2 separate regions of the Mus musculus genome follow, and region 1 is linked to region 2. A link is a loop called in an ENCODE intact Hi-C map of the cell type or tissue named here. Cell type or tissue: left cerebral cortex. All regions are shown on one strand. Links, peaks and the distances in the headings refer to the core of each region. The heading gives the core; the rest is flanking DNA.

The links. Hi-C counts contacts between places; a loop is a spot of excess contacts. Peaks named below come from ENCODE experiments on the same cell type or tissue, not always from the same donor. Only the 100,000 strongest peaks of a DNase experiment are listed, where the experiment ranks them.
Region 1: it touches region 2 in a loop (5-fold over the local background); 18 of 42 quality-filtered maps call a loop at or near these places.

The regions. Positions count from the first base shown.
Region 1 is chr12:16,714,947-16,720,318 of GRCm38, forward strand. Greb1 (gene regulated by estrogen in breast cancer protein) reads right to left here. Exons shown (of 35, transcript NM_015764.4): 10 at 2,230-2,343; 11 at 1,682-1,825; 12 at 1-16. Among named protein-coding and RNA genes, the nearest start is that of Ntsr2, 64 kb to the left of the region's middle. In left cerebral cortex, for the core only: CTCF peaks have their summits at 2,861 (motif pointing right) and 4,155 (motif pointing right); DNase peaks (open chromatin) are centred at 2,882 and 4,165.
Region 2 is chr12:17,008,991-17,014,362 of GRCm38, forward strand. It overlaps 2410004P03Rik (RIKEN cDNA 2410004P03 gene), which reads right to left and starts at 2,737. Exons shown (of 5, transcript NM_001201332.1): 1 at 2,462-2,737; 2 at 2,138-2,361. The coding sequence starts at 2,355. In left cerebral cortex, for the core only: CTCF peaks have their summits at 662 (motif pointing right) and 2,795 (motif pointing left); a DNase peak (open chromatin) is centred at 2,782; H3K4me3 peaks cover 565 bases.

The DNA.
Region 1 (5,372 bases), core at 248-5,247, 290 kb before region 2:
GGAAAGTTCCCATGGCCTAGAGGAGAAGAAAACCAATTCAGCAACTGGTCTTGTGCTCGGCTTTGGTGAGGTACCACTGTAGCTCCCCTGAGCATAAGCGCCAGGAGAACTCTTAGGTCTCTCAGAGGCTCCTTTTCTGAGAAATCTCAGACCTGCTACAGTCCCTGCTGTGTATACCTACTCTGCCCTACTAGAACCTAGGACAAAATGTCATCTATCATGTCCAGCCATAGGCAGGGCATTTGTTTGTTCATGCCATCCAATCTCTTTATTTTGCAGTTGAGCAAGTTCAAGCCCAAATTAAAGAAGCTTGCCCAGAACCAAATGGCAATGGCCTCGAAACAGCCGGCATGTGTGTCGCAGTGAGGACTGTTCGCCAGACGTGTGACCCACCACCACGCCTTGCACCCTCCCAAGGATCGTTAGCTAACAGAGTTAACAAAACAGGTCGGTGTCTAGACCCAAAGATCAGAAAGTGAACAACCTTGAGGAGTGCTGGAGTGGATGTTAGAATCCTTCTGATGACAGCTCTTAGGGTAGACCTGCCCAAGCAGGGGTCTGACCCCTTCTTTGTCATCATTAGCTACATGACCTTAGACAAGAACTTGACCTTCTCTAAGCCTTTGCACAATGGGGAGATGGTAAATGCTCAGTTATGCTGAGAAAGAATGTCCCTCTTTGACTCTCACTATGGGACTCCATGAGCCACTTCCTGAGAAAAACTTTCTCAAACTCAAAGTGTGACAGATTTGCTAAGACATGTGCTGGCCCCACCCACATCTCCAAGTTTCAGAATTTAGGTATGTTCTGTCTCTGGGGCAGGCCTGTGAATCCAACTTTCTGTTTACTCCCCTCTGGTGCTGAGGTGCGGGGTCAGCTGGACAGCACCGTTCACAAATGTGCCAGCTTACAAGCGGCACTGTGGCTACCTTAGAAAAGGGATGCCACGCTTGTCATGCAAGGGGCTGCCGGAAGCCCCCCTAAGAACCGGATGAAAGCTAAGTTACAGAGCTGCTGGCCTGGCCGGGAAGCTGAGGTGGGCATCAGGGAAGGAAGTGCGCTCGAGCAAAGCAGAGACTGCGCTGAGTTTGCTCAGTGTGCGATGCCGGTCTGTGAGCCGGGGTCCACCTCTGAGTCCTGCAGCCTGTCCCAGTTCTGCAGCCTCGCCTCTCTCACCCATTCACCCACAGAACAGCATGAAAGAGCTACAATGCTACCTCCAGGTAACCTATACTAGCCACCACACAGAGGAGATCAAATCCTCTCTTATCTAATGCTTCTGGAACAGTGACTATGTCTGAATGCTGCACAATCCAAAATGACTGGTGGCTTGGGGTGACAGTGGAACAAAGCCACGGGGTTGCTTCGTCCATCCCCCGAGTCCTCCGCAGTAGCTGGACGAGTACAGCAGGGATTCAGTGAAACAGAGAATGAAGGAAAGGACAGCAGATGAGCAAGCAGTGAGTGTCCTGGGTAATGTCACTATGCCCCTGCTGGGACAAACTGTGTCGTTCTCGGCCCTCTGGAGCCTGGGGCCGCTTCATTTGATCATTGCCCTGGATAGCATCCAGATTCGCTCAGGAAGATGCCTATGGACTCGGACTGAGAGGAGGTCACAGTTTCGTGTGGGAGTCCTTGCACACTTCGCTACCTCCACTGCTGGGTGCACTGCTGTACTTGCCTTTAAATATCACTGGCTTGGCCTTGCATATTTTCAGCAAGTTGTCCGGAACAGACACTGGTTCACCAGAGGCCACCACCGGGAAGGTGACTGAAGCTGGTCCCACCAAGCCAGCCTGGGGCACACAAGGTATGCTGGTACCTTCTAGAAACACAGCAAGTAGATTAGTAAAACACAGCAAAGGAGGCATCTGTCCCCAGCCCGCCCAACATCCACCCGCCCACAAAACTGCTGCCTCCATACTCATAAACCTGTGGACTCACTCAGCCCCACCTTCCCCGCCAATAAACACTGTCCACACCATCAGCTGAGGAGCTGCTTGGAGACCTTGCTAGGTCAGGGGGCTGATACAGAACTATCACAGGAGACTGGACCTCAGGAAGCAGCAGGAACATGAGAAGAGGTCCTTCTGCTATGCCAGGGTCTGGCTGCTCAGAACCCCCTTGTACATCTGCCTGCCCACGTGTGCATATATGCACACATGCTGCTAGCAGGCCACCACCACTGGTACCCAACTTTAGGATTTGGGCAAGGCCTTAGCCACTTACCGTGCTTGGCTCTGTTGCCACCACCCTGAATGAAGCCACCATCCGTGGTTGATTTAGACTCCGGGGACCACCCTTTGTGCCGTTTTTTGGGAGGCCCAGAGTTTGGCAAGATACCTAGACAATAGTTAAGAGCATGGGTTAGGCCACCATTGGAAACTGGCATCAATAAAAACCTTTCCTGATTTGGAGTGTCCGTCTGTTTTGTTTTGTTTACAAAGGTAGGGCTCAACTCCAGGACCTTGCACGTGCTAGGCAGATGTTCTAACACTGGGCTTAACCTTAACACTATCCTTAGCCCTTGGTAGTTTTAAAAATCACGGCCTTTAAAAAAAAATCACAGCCTTACAATGGGTTTTAAGCTCTAGTCAAGTCTCTAGGCAAAAGGAAACACCCTGTCCATTTTTATAATGTTTCACTCCACAGTTGCATTTAGGCTGCACCTCTCTAAGATGCATTTTTAAAAAACGGCCATAATAATAACAAAATCTAATGAGAAAGTGGTTTAATCAGAAGTAGAGAGAATACAAGTAAAATGCTTAAATGAAATGCTTAGCCAAGGGTTTGGGCTCAGTAAACTGCAGCCACCAGCATCAACCTCCTATTACTGAAATGTCCAGCACTCAGTGCACCAACACAATTTTGCCACTTGAGGGCAGTGCTGATCCACTGCACACCCCCTTCCTGCCCTCCAACCCCACTGTCACCCCCCATCCAACCTGGACAGCTAATGTCACATGTTGCAAAGGAAGACCAGAGGCTGGACCCACTGTTGCATGTGAGTCTCTGCCCACTCTAGACGGCAACATGCTCATGACTTAAATCTATTTGTAAATTATTCAAAGTACCAAGAATGGGCCACCATATTTTCTTGAAAATCCTGACAAATTTTCTCATCTCTAGAGCCCCTTGTCTTAACCCTGCTGTACTTTAAATTCACCTGGACACTTTTAAAACCACCTAGCCAAGGGTGGCGGTGCATGCCTTTAATCCCAGCACCCAGAAGACAGAAACAGGCAGATTTCTGTTGAGCTCAAGGCTAGCCTGGTTTACATTGTAAGTTCCAGGCCAGCTAGGGCTACATGGTGAGACTCTGCCTTTAAAAACAAGATAAGCAAACAAAAACCTGTCTGTCTGAGCACAAGCCTAGTCCAAGGAACTCAAGTAGCTCAGCATGTGGGGAGCGCGTCATTCTGATAACTGGAGCTCCCAGATGATCTGAACCCAGGCTGAGGGTAACATCACCTTCAGTGGAAGCAGAGAGCACACACAGACCTGGAAGATGCTCATCCAAGCTGTCTCTGCTAGACTCTCCTTAGAGCTACCACAGAGGGCCTCTGAGTTAACGGTAAGGGTGCACATGCTGTCACTAGTAGTGCACATGCTGTCACTAGTGCCTGGGTTTTTCTGAAGCCTGAGGCAGTTTGAGATTGACTGTCGTAGAGTCCCTCCAAAGGGACCTCAAATGCAACCTCATCATTAGACAGACCAAAGCAGAAGAAAATAGAGAGAAACAAAGTAGCACAGGGTTGAAGGGCATGAAGTACTTTCCCTACAAAGCCCTTTCAAACCGGCAGGTTTCTTTGCATCAGAGATAGGGCCCTACCTCTGCACCAGGTGTTCAGCTCGCACAACACTAGTCCCAGAAACAGAGGAAGAACTCCTCAGAGAGAGGACGGGCCGCTCCTCTAGGAAGTGCTTCTGAACTACTAGAGGGCAGGGCTGCAGCTGAGGATTCTCTTCCTCCTCTAGAAGGTTAACAGGAAATGCCTCTACTGGGACTCTTCCCCAGTAAGTACTCTCAAAACATCAGATACCAGCGTACCTGGTAGAGGGGACCCCATCTGGCATTTCTGAGGAGGAGGTCCCCTGCTTCCTTAGAGCCCAACCCTCGTCTGAGACAAGGCTCCTAGTTCATATCCTCCACCAGGGGGCAGCATTTCACTGAGAGCAGCCAGTGTCACTCAGAAGGAGTTTCCTACACACTGCTTTTGAGTGTCTCCTTCCCCCAAGGACAGAAGGCATGATAGCTCTGATTAATATGCCTGTACTCAACTCTGTGACTCGGGTGAGCCAGTGTCTCTGACTTAGTCCCTCTCTCTGTCAGGCTCACCAGAGCCGTGTGCTGGGACTTCAAGAATTCTTTAATGGGAGAGGAGACTATGGCCCTGAGTTGAGCTCTAAAGGCCATCTAACAGAGGTGGGGTGAGCACTTAGAGACGGGATAGAGTGTGAACATCATGTTGAGCCACCAAGGCAGTGAACAGCTGAAGGCGGAGAATGGGGTTCAACGGGCTGATCCCAGAAGATCTTTTAAGGCTCCAGCAGCCTGGAGTTTAAAGATCTCCATTCCCCACACAACTCCACAAAGTAGGCTTGGGGAGTTCAAGTCCAATCCTGAGGGAGCCTCTGTAGGCTACTGCCCAAAGCCAAGCTCCGGGCCCAGGCTGAGCAGAGCTGGCACACTGTTGCCTGAGGTATGAGTTGTATGACACCAGGACTAAGTGTCTTCTAGCTAAGCTCAGGGGGAAAGCCATGGACAGCGAGGACCTCCTGTCCTTATGACCAAGGGCAGTCTTTGGTTATGTGGCTGCTGCTGCATCAGCACCTGGAGGAGAAACAGCCCCTGGAGGAAGGTAGGAGTCTTCAGGGTAGGGTGGGGAATGATAAGGGCTCCAGGAACGTGGAAGCTAGTCAAGACTGAAGAGTCTTGGATCCATGCAGGGGCAGGAGGATTGCATCTACAGAGAAGCCTCTGGGCACAACAGAATTATATTCCAGCCCAGGGTGCTTCTCTGAACCTCAGTCTCTTCCTCAGTGGTAAAAATAAAACTCAGGCACCACACTCTACCCATGAGCTGCAACCCCATTCCTAGGATGGACATTTTCTAAGGATCCTTCCAGTGTAGTGTCTCAGACCCTAAGCGCCAGCTCAGCCCTGTTCACAGAGTCAAGGGAGGAGGGAGAGACAAAGCAAGAAGAGAAGGGGAGCAGAGAAGACTTGATGTCAGAAGGCTTGAAAGCAGAGAAGTCTTGTCCCTAAGACGTGTCCTTAGGAACAGCGATGGTGGGAGAGCACTGGACTGGAGTCTGAAGGCAGTCCCCAGGTCTCTTTGCCCCCTTCCTCCCACAGGTCTCTGGTACTC
Region 2 (5,372 bases), core at 317-5,316:
AAACTTAAGATGTTGTCTTACTGTGGTCCTGCTGGCCTGGAACTTTCTATGTAGACCAGGTTGCCTCTGCCTCTGCCACTGAGTGCTGGGATTAAAGGTGCACACTGCTACACCAGGCAGCCTTGACCTTTGAGCTCTCCTGCCTCTACCTTCCCAGTGCTGGGATTATGGTCTTGGTTCATCAGCATTTGTGATGGTTAGAATGCGAATGGTTCCTATATGCTTATCTGTGTGAACCGTTCCTTGTCCCAGTTGGTGGGCCTGTTTGGGAAGGATTAGGAGGTGTGGCCTTGTTAGAGGAGGTGTGTCACTGAGTTGGCTTTGAGGCTTCAGAAGCCCATGCCATTCCCAGTTGGCTCTCACTGCCTTGTGCTTATGGATAAAGATGTGAGCTCTCAGCTACTTCTCCAGCAACTTGCCTGACTGTCTGCTGCCATGTTTTCCACCATGATGATCACAGATTCTATCCCTCTGGAACCACGAGCCCCAAATTAAATACTTTTTTATAAGCTGCCTTAGTCATGGTGTTTTATCATAGCAATAGAAAGGTAACTAAAACACCATGTTAGGACTCAGCTTTACATACTGCAAATTTTTAAAGAATGCACATGTGTCTGTATGTGCACTGCATACTGTGTGTGCAGTACCTGTGGTGACCAAAAGAGGGTGCTAGATTCCTTAAACCTGGTGTTGTGGGCAGTCATGAGCCGCTAGATGTGGGTTCAAGCAACTGAACTTGGGTCTTCTGTAAGAACAAGTGATCTTAACCGTCGAGGCATCGCTCTAGTACCAAGTTTACATATTTTAATGAAGTCTTTTGGGGTAATAGTGCTCCCCCACAAAGGCCATGTTAGGAGGAGAGTGAATGCCCTGCGTCTCTCCTGTGTCCTCACACCACAACCAACACAGGGGGTGGATTCTGCCAGATATTCCAGGGACACCCCAGCTCCCCGGAAGCAATTCTAAAGCAATAGGGAGCACCCTCTAATCCCATTTCTATCTCGCTAGTGACAGTGTCTGATTGACAGCTTGACAACTCCACTCCAATACTATCACCAGTTGCCAGCCTAGGGTTGTGTTTCTGACCATCTAATTAGGTGGACGGAGGCACTAAAAACAACCAGTGAGCATCAGCAGGGTTGGTGAGAACTTGGAGTCCTTGTACACTGTTAATGGAAATGCAAAGTAGGGCAGAAATTGTGAAAAACAGCAGGAGAGTCCCTCCCAACAAAACTAGAACCGGTTCCACTTCTGAAAATTTTATCTGAAAAATGGGAAGCCAGGTCTCAAAGGGAAATCTGCTCTCCTCTGTTTGCTGTGACACCTAACAACAGCCAACATGTGAAAATGATTTTTTTTTCATGGAATAGAATATTACTCTGCCCTGAAGAAGGAAATTCTGACATGTGCTTATGTTTATGTGAATGAGCTCCTTGATGGAGTGACTGCTACCACCTTGAGTCTGATCGCCAGACTAAAGGAGGGGCGAAAAGAAACTAAAAATGCAGCCACCGGCGTGTGTATTTGGAAAGCCTTCATTTAGACTTTTCACAGTTTTAAGTGGTTGCTCAGTAGCCATCTTCCTTCCCACTGGGCTTCAGCCACTCCACAGTCTTTGGTTTTGTCTTACTAACTTCAAACTCACACTGGGCGTACAGCTCTGAGTCATCATACTTGCCTAGTCTACCTACTTCTCTTGGGGTCCAGGAAGCCAGGCCCCCTTGGAACTCTGGGCAAACCTACCAGGCTTCTCCTGGTATCCATCACTGAATGAAACCAGGAAGGAAGCTCCCTACCCCCACCTCCACCCCCAGGCCAGAGTCCCGCCCCAGGCAGTGCCATGGCTTCCAGCTGCCAGCTTCCTCCCAGAAGAGGAGGGACAGAGAGATTGTTGTGTGGCCATAGATGGGACCAGAGCCCTGTCTATACCTATATTCCCAGCTATCTGTTGGGAATGAGGCCCTAGCTGCTTTAGTCACAGTCTGGGTCTAGGCTGGCCTCTCTTGCACCCTACTTCCACGTTCTCCCCCTCTGATCTTTCCATATATTCTGAACTCTTTCCTCTGCACTTTCTCAGACCCCCCAAGGTGGATGGAGATGTGAGAGATTCGGGGAGAAGGGGGGGCAGGACACTCACCAACGCCTCTGGCCTCGTGCTTCGGCTTCCACAAGCTCCCTCCACAGCTGGTCCTGTTGCACACCCAGGGCTGGGGTCCCCTGGCAACCACCGGCGAGAGCCCTGCTTGCAGCAGGGCCATCCCCCAGGGCCGCAGAAATTGAGGCAAGCTGCCTGGTAGGGGGCGGTTTGTACCCAGCGGATGTGGTTCTTGGTAGCCCACGATGTTGGCTGCCCATGGGGGACTGGAGAATCAGGAGAGGGAGAGAAAAGAGAAAGACTGGTTGAGACTTTCTGCCTGAACCCAGGATAACCTGCACAAGGTGCTCCCGCTTCGTCCCTCACCGGATTTCGAGCTCAGAGAGAGTGACTGATGGGGGACAAAAACTCTCCAGGCTGGGGCAGCATCTGCGCCCAGCTGTGTTTTGCAGCCCTGCTTGTGTTGACTGTCGCCCAGGGAACAGGCGACTCCCAAGTGCGCATGCGGAAGGGGCGGACCCACTGTGCGCCCTCCAAAGACTTCGGAGCCACTCGGTGGGGTGCAGATGGTAGGTGCTTTGCCCAGCTCTTCCCCTGGGCGGGAGAGCGGGACAGTGTCTGCTGAGTCTCCAAAAGCTGTGAGTGCTCCGTGTTCCGCAGAGCTGGTGAACTGGAGCAAGACCCTGTGCTGCCCCCTGGTGGAGAACTCAGGGTCCCAGACGAAGGGACGAGAGACCAGGGGCAGGAAGAGAAGACATCTTAGGGTTTTTAATTGCTGTGATGGAATATCATGACCAAAGCAAGTAGGGAAGGAAATGGATTATTTGGCGTCCACTTTCATATCGTAATCTATCGCTGAAGAAAGTAAGGGCAGGGACTCAAACAGGGCTAAAACCTGTAGATAGCAGCTGATGCAAAAGCCATGGAGGGGTACTGCTTACTGGCTTGCTCCCCATGGCTTACTCGGCCTGCTATCTTTTAAAAATTTTTATTTATTTATTTTATGTATGAGTGCTCTATCTGCATGTACACCTGCATGCCAGAAGAGGGCATCAGACCATATTATAGATGGTTGTGAGCCACTATGTAGTTGCTGGGAGTTGAACTCAGGACCTCTGGAAGAGCACCCAGTGAGCTGAGCTATCTGTACGACTGAGCCACTCTCCAGCCCTCAGCCTTTTATGTTTTAGAACCCAGGATCACCTGCCCAGGGATCACACCATACATAATGGCCTGGGCCCTCCCCATCAATCACTAATTAAGAAAATGCCTTACTAGCCCCACCCCTTCACTGGCAGTAGCACTCAGGCAAGCTGGCCCTGCACCTCAACTGGGCAGCATAGTGGTCCTAATAGTGAAGGCAGGGATGATCCAGCCCTAAGGGTAAGAGGGCAGGAGAACTAGCCCAGGCCCTTGAAGGCTGCAGCCCTAGGGAGAATGGGCCACAAGCCTTGACTGGGCAGCACAGTGGAGCTGGCTCTGGAGGAGTGGGAGCACATGGGCCTGCCCAGAGGGCATCAGGAAAGGAGAGCAGAACCTGCCTCCTGCCCATGTCAGCACTGGGTGGTCTAGCTGGAGCAGCGCTGGAGAGCTCTCCCTGGAGGTGCAAAGAAGGGAGAGCTGACTGAGTGCTAACCACCCCAGTTACCACCTGGGCCCAGACCCAGGGCTCTGAATTGGCCCACTCCAAAATCTTTATCATTTGCAGATGGTTGGGACACATGAAAGGGCCAGTCCTGCTGTTCCAAAGCTGCAGGATCTCCATGACACAGAGCAACAGTATGATGACCAGGAGGGGGTCCCAATGAGGATTCAATACTGATGTGTCACAGAAGCCAGAGATCTCCAATCAGACCAATGACTCGTTGCGATGAACATCTGCAAGTGAAGATGTGTGGACAGAGGGATACACTGTGGGACACACGGTGCCACACTGCAGCTTCTATGATGAGATGCTTTCTATGCCTTTCTTGTGTGTGTGTGTGTGTGTGTGTGTGTGTGTGTGTGTGTGTGTGTGTTTGTGTGTTTATTGGGGGGGGGGGAGGTTGCAAGGGCAAAGGGTGGGGAGATAAGTGGGACTGGGGTGCATGATGTGAAATTCACAAAGAATCAATAAAAAGTTTTTTTTAATGGATTATGGAGGAAGGGGGGGGAGAAAATGCCTTACAGCTGGATCTTATGGAGGCATTTTCTCAACTGATGCTACCTCCTCTCTGATAACTGTAGCTTGTGTTAAGTTGAGGTAAACTAACCAGGGCAACAATGTATGTTCCTTCTGAAAGCCCAGAGAGCCCACAGCATCCTGTCATTGATACTGAGGAGCCTCCCAACAACCCCAGGCAGCTTTTGTGGACATAGGTCCTACACAGAGTCACACTGAGGCCCACAGTGGAATCCAGTCTACAGGGAAGAATACAACCGGAGTGACTGTCCAGGCAGCCTGAGTTTAGCTTATAAAAGGCACATCGAGGACTTAAGAGTGGGGGTCCTGCTGTGGACTCCACTTCTGTTCCTTCTCTAGTCCCAAGCAGCCCAACCCCGTCTGTGGCACCAGTGGCTTCTTCATCCAGCTCAGCCAAACTCAGACCCTCCCATCACGCTGTTCCAGGCACCCTCCTTTCTTCCTCGTCACCAGCGATGGGTTTATTGATAGACCTTTCAATCCTTCCCTTACACTCTGTGCCTGACTCCTGTCAGGCAAGGTGTTCCTTCCCTGTGCAGCCAGAGAACAGAAATGGTTAATCAAGTGTAGACAGAGGTACCCTAAGTGGAGGATGCTCTGGTGTCTGGGACTCAGGCAATAGGCCACACCTCTTCTTGTTGTGTGTCAGTTTCCTCTCCAGCAGCAAAGATCCTTAAGATAGAAAGTAAACAACTCATAAGAACTCCAGGAAGTCCCTGAAACTGACCAGATTCACTTTCCTGACAGTAAACAATAGCTGGTACAGAGGGTCCCTCTTAAATGAGCCAAGCTGCAAAGGAGAATTAGAGACCCACCAAGTGGCCTGGAAGAAGCAGAGACCACCAGAGCTGCTAGGAAGAGCCTCGGAACAATGAAGCCACTTGGAAAGCACACTCTCCTACCTGTTGAGCTGCCTGTAGATTGTACAGTGTACACCAGGTTCCCAGCTTTTGTGAGCTGTCCCCCACGCTGGTGTGGTCTTGGGTGATGCAATTGTCTTTGACTTATATCTGCCTCTGTAAGTAACCCCAATAAAACTCATTGGTTTATTGGTATTCATACTTTGGTCTGTCGTGGGTTCTCTATCTGGGGTAA